2 separate regions of the Homo sapiens genome follow, and region 2 is linked to region 1. A link is an interaction called in ENCODE POLR2A ChIA-PET data of the cell type or tissue named here. Cell type or tissue: GM12878. All regions are shown on one strand. Region 1 overlaps ATRX (ATRX chromatin remodeler). Region 2 has its middle 40 kb from the start of PGK1.

Region 1 (5,000 bases):
AGTTTAAAATTCGATGTTGACCTTCTTCCAAATAGAAAATGCTAATATACACAACATTCCTTTGCTCAAGCTGCTACTCCTCACATCTGGAATTCTCCCACAGTCTCCTTTGTCAAAACTGTACCTATATTCCAAGGACTAGATTCAAATGCTATCTCTCTTTTTTCTTTTTTTTGAAACGGAGTCTCGCTCTGTTGCCCAGACTAGAGTGCAGTGGCGCGATCTCGGCCCACTGCAAGCTCCGCCTCCCAGGTTCACGAAGTTCTCCTGCCTCAACTTCCCGAGCAGCTGGCACTACAGGCGCCCGCCACCATGCCCGGATTTTTTTTTTTTTTTTTTTTTTTTTGTATTTTTAGTAGAGACGGGTTTTCACCATGTTAGCCAGGATGGTCTCGATCTCCTGACCTCGTGATCCACCCGCCTCAGCCTCCCAAAGTGCTAGGATTACAGGTGTGAGCCACGGCGCCCGGCTCAAATGCTATCTCTCTATAAAGCTTTCCTTGGTCCCCACCAGAAATGTCTTTCTACTTTGAACTCACACAACAACTTACTTTTACTTCATGCAGCATTTATCACTTTATATCTTGCACCAAAACTAATCGTGTACATGTCTTATTTCCTCTGATATATGGAAAATAAGACTAATCTTTAACCATACTAATAGCTGTCTGGACTGCCCTCTCACAGTCAACCCTTAACTGCTAACTCATTCAAGACTCAATACAGTTAACATCTCCTTTGCAAAACTTTCCTAGACATCCCCCAAATTAGGCTTTCTTTCATTTCTGATCCCTAGCGCAATCAATATATTTCCATATTTTAGCACTGCTTTCTAATTGCTCATTTACTTACCAATCTCCCTCACTTGACTAAGAATGCCTTAAGATGGCAGGAATTTTATTACCTTTGGCATAACCCTAACACAGTGCCATGCCTGGCCCCAAATTGATACTTAAGTATTTGATCAACTAATAAAGCATTCCCCCAAAATATGGAGTGCAGGATATATACATGTGAATACTACTGCCAGAACAATAATTTCTTAACAAATATTGTATGGGACAGTTAACAAGAGTGCTGGACTACAGATACAGGAAATGGCTACTTCAAGCTAAAACTGAGAGACAAAGTTTCAGAGACAGGATCTGAAAATAGCAGCTACAGTGCAAAATTCAAAGACTTCCCAGCGCAAAAAGAACAACCGGCTAGAACTAACATAGGTATTTTCAGACGTACATCTTCAATCATAAAAGGGCAGAAATATACTGGATATAGCAATCTTTCAAAATAGAACATATCCTAAGCCACAATAATTACCAAACTTTCCAACAAAAATGTTTTTTCCTTTCCAATAAATGTTTATACAACCAGGTATACATGATACTATGACAAGTATCAGCAACAAAACACCTGTAACCTAACCATGTAAGTTTTAAGGCAAAAAGATATAAATACACTGAATAAAGAAACTTTATCTCACCACTACCCTTCTCCCTAACCCACAAAAGGCAGATAAGAGAAAATGATAAACACTCATATAAGCAGAATTTTTTGCTTATTTGTTTTTGTTTTTGTTTTTGAGACAGACTCTCACCCTGTCGCCCAGGCTGCAGTGGCGCAATCTCAGCTCACTGCAACCTCCGCCTCCTGGGTTCAAGCAATTCTCTGTCTCAGCCTCCCTAGTAGCTGAGATTACAGGTGCCCACCACCACACCGAGATGATTTTTTTTTGTATTTTTAGTAGAGATGGGGTTTCACCATCTTGGCCAGGCTGGTCTTGAACTCCTGACCTCATGATCCACCTGCCTCGGCCTCCCAAAGTGCTGGGATTACAGGCGTGAGCCACTGCACGTGGCCTGTAAGCAGAATTTTTTAAAAACTAACTTTAGGCAGGGTATGGTGGTTTACACCTGTAATCCCAGCACTTTGGGAGGCCAAGGCAGGAGGATCGCTTAAGTCCAGGAGTTCAAGACCAGACTGGGCAACAAAGTGAGACCACTGTTTCTACAAAAAAATCAAAAAATTAGCGGGGCATGATGACACACCTGTGGTCCCAGCTACATGGGAGGCTGAAGCAGGAGGATTGCTTGAGCCAGGAGGTCAAGGCTACAGTGAGCCATGTTCAGTGTCACTGCACTACAGCTTGGGTGACAGTGAGACCTTGTCCCAAAAAAAAATTAATGCTACAGACCATCTAGTCTTGTTCGTTCTGCAAATGACAAAGCAGAAGCCTGGAACAGATAAATGATTTGTCCACAGTCATACAATCAAGCAACAGAGCTATAACTGAAAAACCAAGGCTTGGCTCACAGTTCAGTGTTCATTCCTCTATACAAGCAGTTCTCAAACCATTTAGTCGCAGCACCTCTTTTCACTCTTAAAAATTAACAGCCGGGCGCGGTGGCTCACACCTGTAATCCTAGCACTTTGGAGGCCGAAGCGGGTGGAAATCACGAGGTCAGGAGATCGAGACCATCCTGGCCAACACGGTGAAACCCTGTCTGTACTAAAAATACAAACAATTAGCCGCACATGGTGGCAGGTGCCTGTAGTCCCGGCTACTCGGGAGGCTGAGGCAGGAGAATGGCGTGAACCCGGAGGGCGGAGTTTGCAGTGACCTGAGATCGTGCCACTGTACTCCAGCCTGGGCAACATAGTGAGACTCTGTCTCAAAAAAAAAAAAAAAAAAAAAAAACTAGGACCCCAGAGCTTTAGTTTCTCTTTTAAGAACCATTGTTACAAACATGTTACCTCCTTCAGAATACCTTTAGACTTTATCAATATCTATTATTGATAAATATTGATATTTACTCCCATTTGAGCTTATTCCCATTTTACAGATGGAAAAATAGAAGTTAAACATCTTGCATGTCAGCTTCCAAGCTGATCATAAGACAAGCATTAGGATAAAATTAGAGACAGACTGCTTAGACCCTCCTTTCACTGCCCTGTTATATTCAACATTTCTAAAGGAAGATCTATGCATCAGTTTTCACTGGCTTCAACTATTTAAATAGTTTCTGATATCCAAAAGAACATTCACGGTCTGGGGGAAAGCACTTCATGTAAATTCAAGAATTGCCCGTATCCTATTACCCAACCCATAAGTTTATTCAGACCCCAAAAGTGAAAAAGACACATACAATTACTTATGAAACAATTATTTCACACACCTACATCAATACTTAAATATTATTTTAAGTACTACATTTATCTTATCTCTAGAAATACAATACATAACTGAAAGCTCAAGGCCAACTATGCCAAGGGTGGCCAATAATAAAACTGGGCCTGATAAAAATTAAGGTCACAAATGTCTTTCTTTTCACCCCAACCCATTACATAACCAAGCCATTGATATTTAAATGCTTTTTAAAAACCTTTATAAAATTTGCATCTCCTCCCCCTCCAAGGGCCTGGTTTCATGCTTTTCATAGTGGAAATGCAAGTATTTCACAGATAACATTTTTCAACAATTAGGTTACAATGTAACTGCTTGTAAACTACCACCTTAACAGATACTTTCTAAGACATTCAAAATCTCTCAATTTAGACAACTTCTGCCTTTTTATATTTAAGATCAATAACAAGGTAATATAGCTGTCAGCTTTTCAAGTAATCAATTGCCATAAGGATTAGAATGACAAATTTCACCAAATCTCCCAATACTGAAATCTTTATATGCAAATAAATTAAGGCCAAGCGCAGTGGCTCACACCTGTAATCCCAGCACTTTGGGAGGCAGAGGCGGGCAGATCACCTGAGGTCAGGAGTTTGAGACCAGCCTGGCTGGCCAACATGGTGAAACCCCGTCTCTACTAAAAATACAAAAATTGGCCAGGTGTGGTGGCACTTGCCTGTAATCCCAGCTACTTGGGAGGCTGAGGCAGGAGAATCGCTTGAACCCAGGAGGCAAAGGTTGTAGTGAGCCAAGATGGTGCCATTGCACTCCAGCCTGGGCAACAGAGTGAGACTCCATCTCAAAAAAAATAAAAATAAAGAAAACAAATTAAAGTTCATCAGTCATGAAGCCTCCATTCCAGGCCCTAGCTCCAGGATGACAATTCTAGACACATCCTGGGCCAGAAGGGAATCTGCTGCCCTGAAGGGAAGGTCCCAGTCCTAGCAGCATACATCACCTGATAACTGAAGAGCCCTTGGGCCCTGAATAACCAGCAGAGAGCCAGGCGCGGTGGATCACACCTGTAATCCCAGCACTTTGGGAGGCCAAGGCAGGTAGATCACTTGAGTCCAGGAGTTCAGGACCAGCCTAGCCAATATGGTGAAACTCCCTCTCTACTAAAAATACAAAAATTAGCCAGGCGTGGTGGCACACACCTGTTAATCCCAGTTACTTGGGAGGCTGAGGCATGAGAATCACTTGAACCTGGGAGGCGGAGGCGGCAGTAAGCCAAGATCACGCCCCTTCACTCCAGCCTGGGCAACAAAGTGAGACTCTGTCTCAAAAAAATAAATTTAAAAATTAAAAAATAATCAGCAGTGACACCCAGGTACCCAAGTACTACATTGAGAGCTTGGTGATTATAAAAGACCTTATCTTTTATAATGCCAGAAGCAAGTCAATCTTATTTCAAACAACACAAACAACCAAAAAAATCCTTTAAAAACAACAAAACCTTTAAAGACTGAGCCACTGATTAGTCAGTGTATGTTTTAGCCAGGTCATCGGTTTATTTTCCTTCCTCTTGTCTTCTGGCCATTTTTCCACCACAGAATCCTAGAATATTACTTTTTTTTATAAACACAAGTAAAAATTAGAACTAGTCTTTGTTCCTGCTTTTTAAGTGCTTGACAAAATATTTGATAAAGAGAAAATCTGGAACTACTGTGTAAAATAATATTAACAATAATGCTTATATTATTTCTGCCTCACATTAGAAAAGACTCAAGAGGGATTTGGTACTGTGGGTTCAACTCAAGCATTACCTGTCAGATTCTCCTTTAACCATGATTATGGTTTAGGAGATCGATGACACTTC
Region 2 (5,000 bases), 280 kb after region 1:
TCAAAACAAAAACAAAAACAAAACAAAACAAAACAAAACAAACAAACAAACAAAAAAACCCAGGCCGGGTGCCCTCACGCCTGTAATCTCAGCACTTTGGGAGGCCGAGACGAGCAGATCACCTGAGGTCAGGAGTTCAATACCAGCCTGGTCAACATGGTGAAACCCTGTCTCTACTTAAAAAAAAAAAAAAATAGCTGGGTGTGGTGGGTGGCACCTTTAATGCCAGCTACTCAGGAGGCTGAGGCAGGATAAGCACTTGAACCCGGGAGGCGGAGGTTGCAATGAGCCAAGATTGTGCCGCTGCACTCCAGCCTGGGAGACAGATCGAGACTCTGTCTAAAAAAAAAAAAAAAAAAAAAAAAATGTGAGGAGCACTGGGCTATCAAAGGGAGGTGCATCCCCAAGTTTCTGGAGGGTGACATACCTGGTAGAAGGCAATTTTGGTCCCTGATACAATAGAGATATGTGAAGGTTAAACTACCAAGACCTGGCTAGAAATTTCTCAGTTCTGCCAAGGGCTGGCCCTGTAACTGGGTTTTTGTGTGTTTCTTCTTCCCTCTATATAGTAGTTGTCTCAAATCAGTTGTTGATTGCATGGCAGTTTAAGGATTCAGTCTCCTCGCAAGCTTCTCTTGGGGATAATTTTAGGGGAAAAAACAAATTCTGTACCCTAAACCAAACTAAATGTGGACAAAATGGAAAATCTCTTCAGATAGGCAGCCAAATTTGTGGTAGAATTAAAGGGTCAGATGGGAAAGGAGTAAGGTGAGACAGCCTGGTCACAAGACTTGAACACAGCTGGAACCTAGAGGTAAAAGTAGCACACTGGTTTCAGGAAGGAAAGAGGGGAAGACAGGCCTCTCTCTACCAGTCAACTGTGCAATTCTAGGCACATTTGCTGGAACTGCTCCCAAAACAGGGCCTGAACCAGCTGAGCAACCCCAAGAGCTTCCAGGGAGCAAGAAATCTGGAGGAATCTGTAATGGGCAGAAGGTGAAATCTCATTAGAAACCTGTTTGCTTTTGTAACACATGACAAGCAGGATTTTGACACTTGCGAAGAAGCTCCCCAGAGCCTGGAGAAAAAGATGAAATCTGAAAAGGAAGAGAATGCTTCTTGCCTTTGGCCACATGTCCTAAGAGGTGTCTGAAGAGATATGTGAATCAATCATCTTGATTGCTGATTGATATGTGAGAGCAACCATCATAAGGCTTTGAAGATTCCCAAGAGAAGGTCCTTATTTTAGAAAAAATCTGACTACAGAAGGAGGAACAACAGGAACGTGTACCAAGTGTACTGTATTAGTCAGGGTTCCCTATAGGGACAGAACTAATAGGATATATATATATATATCTGAGTTTATTAACTTACGTGATCACAAGGTCCCACAATAGGCTGTCTGCAAGCTTGAGGAGAAAGGAGAGCCAGTCTGAGTCTCAAAACTGAAGAACTTGGAGTCCAATGTTTGAAGGCAGGAAGCATCCAACACAGGAGAAAGATGTAGGCTGGGACACTAGACCAGTCTTGCCTTTTCACATTTCTCTGCCTGCTTTATATTCACTCGCAGCTGATTAGATTGTGTCCACCAGATTAAGGGTGGGTCTGCCTTCCACAGCCCACTGATTCAAATGTTAATTTCCTTTGGCAACACCCTCGCAGACACACCCAGGATCAATACTTTGCCTCCTTCAATCCAATCAAGTTGACACTCAGTATTAACCATCACATGTACCAAGAGCTTCTAACAGGTATGTTGTTTTCCTTGACTCTTGATTGCATCCCAGCAATATACAGGGCATTATGGGAAGAAGTCCTTGGTTTCTCAGAATGGTACCAAGAAATAGATAGCATTGCTAGAGACTGAGGGATCAAGAAAAAATAATTTTTTCTTCAAAGTAACTCACTTCAGAAATTCCACCATAGACACTGGCATTACATAGAGGCAGACAAGCATTTATTTTAATATTGCCCAATAAGCCTCTGATCCCTGATACTTATACCTTTCTGCCCATACCCAGCAGCTTAAGCATTTCTTAAGAGTTTGAGGTCCCCACATACATCCCAAGATGGGTGTTGCCGTAACTACTGTGCAAAATCTGCTATACAAGTTATTATAATGCTTTAAAAATGTAATTCCAAGCTCAGTCTAATAAACTCTCTAAGACAGCATATACAAGTTTAGGGTTAATTTCCATTTTGACCACTGCAGTCATTCTTGATTGGGTTTCACCACACCTCAGATATGCCAGGAGCAGGCAGTTAAAAGGAGCAGGTAGAATTCTACACAGAACTCTGGGCTCAAATTACCCACAGTCTATGCAGTAGCCTTTGGGGAACAGGCATCAAGTTCTGTTTTGCACCACCTCTGCTGAGGTGGTAAGAGCACTGGATTTGAGGTCAGGAGGCTTGGATTTGAATTTCAGTCATACATACCCTCTTGGTAACTGGGTTCTTGTCAAGTGTCCAGGAAGAATCAGGTCACATGGACTTGAAGAGTGTTGAATGTGAAGACTTTATTAAGCAGTGGAAGTGGCCCTCAGCAGAAGGGGAGCTGAAAGGGGGATGGAGCAGGAAGAAGGCCAGGCTTCAGGGAAGCCATTTGTCCACAGATGGCAACTGCTAAAAGGGCATTATTTATAACGCACATCTTCTGGGGCTCCAGAGGTCATGGGCAACTGCTAGACACTGTTGCAAGCTGGTACAGGATTTGTTCCTGCCAGCATCTAAAGGCACTTGACCTGGCTCCTGCACCCACTCACCTGCGTGCTCCCCCTCCCTCAAGGGGTTTGAGGTCAATTTGAGCAAAATGAGTCCCCCCACCCACACCCTTGCAAGTCCCTTGAGGGAGTCAGGGAACTCTCCTGTCCTCCAGTCTCACTACTTCTCTGGGCCTCCTTTTCTCTTCTGTAAAACGTCATGGAAAATCGTGTGACAAGACTGAAAATTGTCAATGCTAAGCAATTCTGAAGTGCTTTTTCTGGGCATCAAGTTCCATTAGATCCCTTAGACTAGAGTATGGACCCTGGGTCACCTCCTTTCTCATTTCTTCCATTCCCACGCTAATGCTAAATAGTAGCACTGTCAAAAAACTGCCAAGGGTGGAAATGGAAGTATCCATTCCTTCCACTTCCACAGAGAAAGCCTAGAATATTTTTTAAAAAATAAGCTATTTACACTTTATAGCAAGCTTTTTTTTTGAGACAGAGTCTTGCTCTGTTGCCCAGGCTGTAGTGCAATGGTGCAATTTCGGCTCACTGCAACCTCCGCCTCCCGGGTTCAAGCGATTCTCTTGCCTCAGACTCCCAAGTAGCTGGGATTACAGGCACCCACCACCATGCCCAGCTAATTTTTTGTATTTTTAGTAGAAATGGGGTTTTGCCATGTTGGCCAGGCTGGTCTCAAACTCCTGACCTCAGGTGATCCACCCACCTCTGCCTCCTAAAGTGCTGGGATTACAGGCATGAGCCTCTGTGCCTGGCCTATAATGAGCTTTTGACTGAGACTCTTAAAGTCCCTTTTCACAGATGGTATAAGGCGTTATTTGAAGGAATGTCACACTCCTCATGAGAGTGAGTCATGAGTTCCATATGAGTCATGTTTTTTTTTTAAACTCTCACTATGACTCCATTACACATTTTGAGCTTTCCACAGACCCTTATTCTCTGCCCCTGTCTACAAGTTCACAATGCCTTTGAAGGATGCTGGCAAAAGCAATGGGGTCATCAGCCTTGGAAAGAAACTCAGAAGTTCTCATGAGGTATGATAAACCTCGTAAGTGTGACAAGATGAGGTTTCTGATCTCAGAGTTAAGTTTATCTCCTGCTGGAAAAGTGTTTGATTTGACTGCTGACAAATCTGTGCACTCTGTATTATGTAGGCTCCAGTGAAAGAGTGAGGTCAAAGACTGCTATTCCCTGATGGGTCAGCCCTTCTCTTCAGAAGCCAGTTGTGAAGGTTTCAGTGTTGAGGGGAAAATTTAGCTTGAGGGATGTGTGTGTTTGTGTTTCCCTCTGCTTAAGCTGTGGTGACCTTGGGAGGGTTGTGAGCTGATTATTTTCTGTAGTGATACACAAGGTAGAGACTGACTTGATAACTGAGGGTTGGGGTTAGTTCTAATATCCTCAGCAATGATTTGGTGCAGGGGCAAACTGAGGAGGAAGCCATGGGAATTGTTAGAAATCAAGGCCGGGCCAGGCACGGTGGCTCATGCCTGCAATCCTAGCACTCTGGGAGGCCAAGGCAGGCAGATCACTTGAGGCCAGGAGTTCGAGACCAGCCTGGCCAACATAGTGAAAACTCGTCTCTACTAAAAATATTACTTTTAATGGCAAAAGCCACAATTACTTTTGCAATAACCTAATACAAAAATTAGCTGGGCATGGTGGCGCATGCCTGTAATCCCAGCTACTAGCTGAGGCATGAGACTTGCTTGAACCTGGGAAATGGAGGTTTCAGTGAACCAAGATCATGCCGTGGCACTCCAACCTGGGCGACAGAGTGAGACTCTGTCTAAAACAGAAAAGAAAAGAAAGAAAAGAAAAGAAAAGAAAAGAAAAGAAAAAAGATATCAAGGCCAAACTCTGATAGGTTATGCCAGTTGTTTACAGAGTGTGGTCTCTGGAACCAGTAACATCAACATCACCTGGGAAATTGATGAAAATTCAAGTTCTTGGGCTGCTCTCCAGACAAGTGAATCTACAGCTTCTACGGTGGAGCCCAGCAATTCACAGTTCAACAAGCCTTCCAGCATGATTCTGATTCATGCTATTGTTTGAGAACTACTGGGTTAAGAGCTTTAGTTCTCAACCTGGGCTGCATACCCAAGTTGTTTGTTTTAAAATAGAAATTCTGGGATGGGGCCCAGTATCCCTAGATAACTCTGATGTTCAGGCAGGATTGAGAACCACAAGCACATTCTCTCCTTAGGGGCAAGTTACTTGGGATTATGGGAAGTTTTTGTCATGGGCCTTTCATCTCCTTGTTGGGATTATAGGTTG

What was found. Peaks named below come from ENCODE experiments on the same cell type or tissue, not always from the same donor. Only the 100,000 strongest peaks of a DNase experiment are listed, where the experiment ranks them.
Region 2: POLR2A ChIA-PET joins it to region 1 with 6 read pairs; 3 of 35 experiments call an interaction of 5 or more read pairs at or near these places.

What each region holds. Positions count from the first base shown.
Region 1 is chrX:77,778,771-77,783,770 of GRCh38, forward strand. The region is part of intron 1 of ATRX (ATRX chromatin remodeler); the gene reads right to left. Among named protein-coding and RNA genes, the nearest start is that of ATRX, 4.9 kb to the right of the region's middle. In GM12878, no CTCF peak of the experiment used is centred here; no DNase peak of the experiment used is centred here; H3K4me3 peaks cover 2,301 bases.
Region 2 is chrX:78,061,513-78,066,512 of GRCh38, forward strand. No RefSeq gene overlaps it. Among named protein-coding and RNA genes, the nearest start is that of PGK1, 40 kb to the right of the region's middle. RefSeq lists an enhancer at 3,488-3,777. In GM12878, no CTCF peak of the experiment used is centred here; DNase peaks (open chromatin) are centred at 2,887, 3,859 and 3,869; H3K27ac peaks cover 3,154 bases.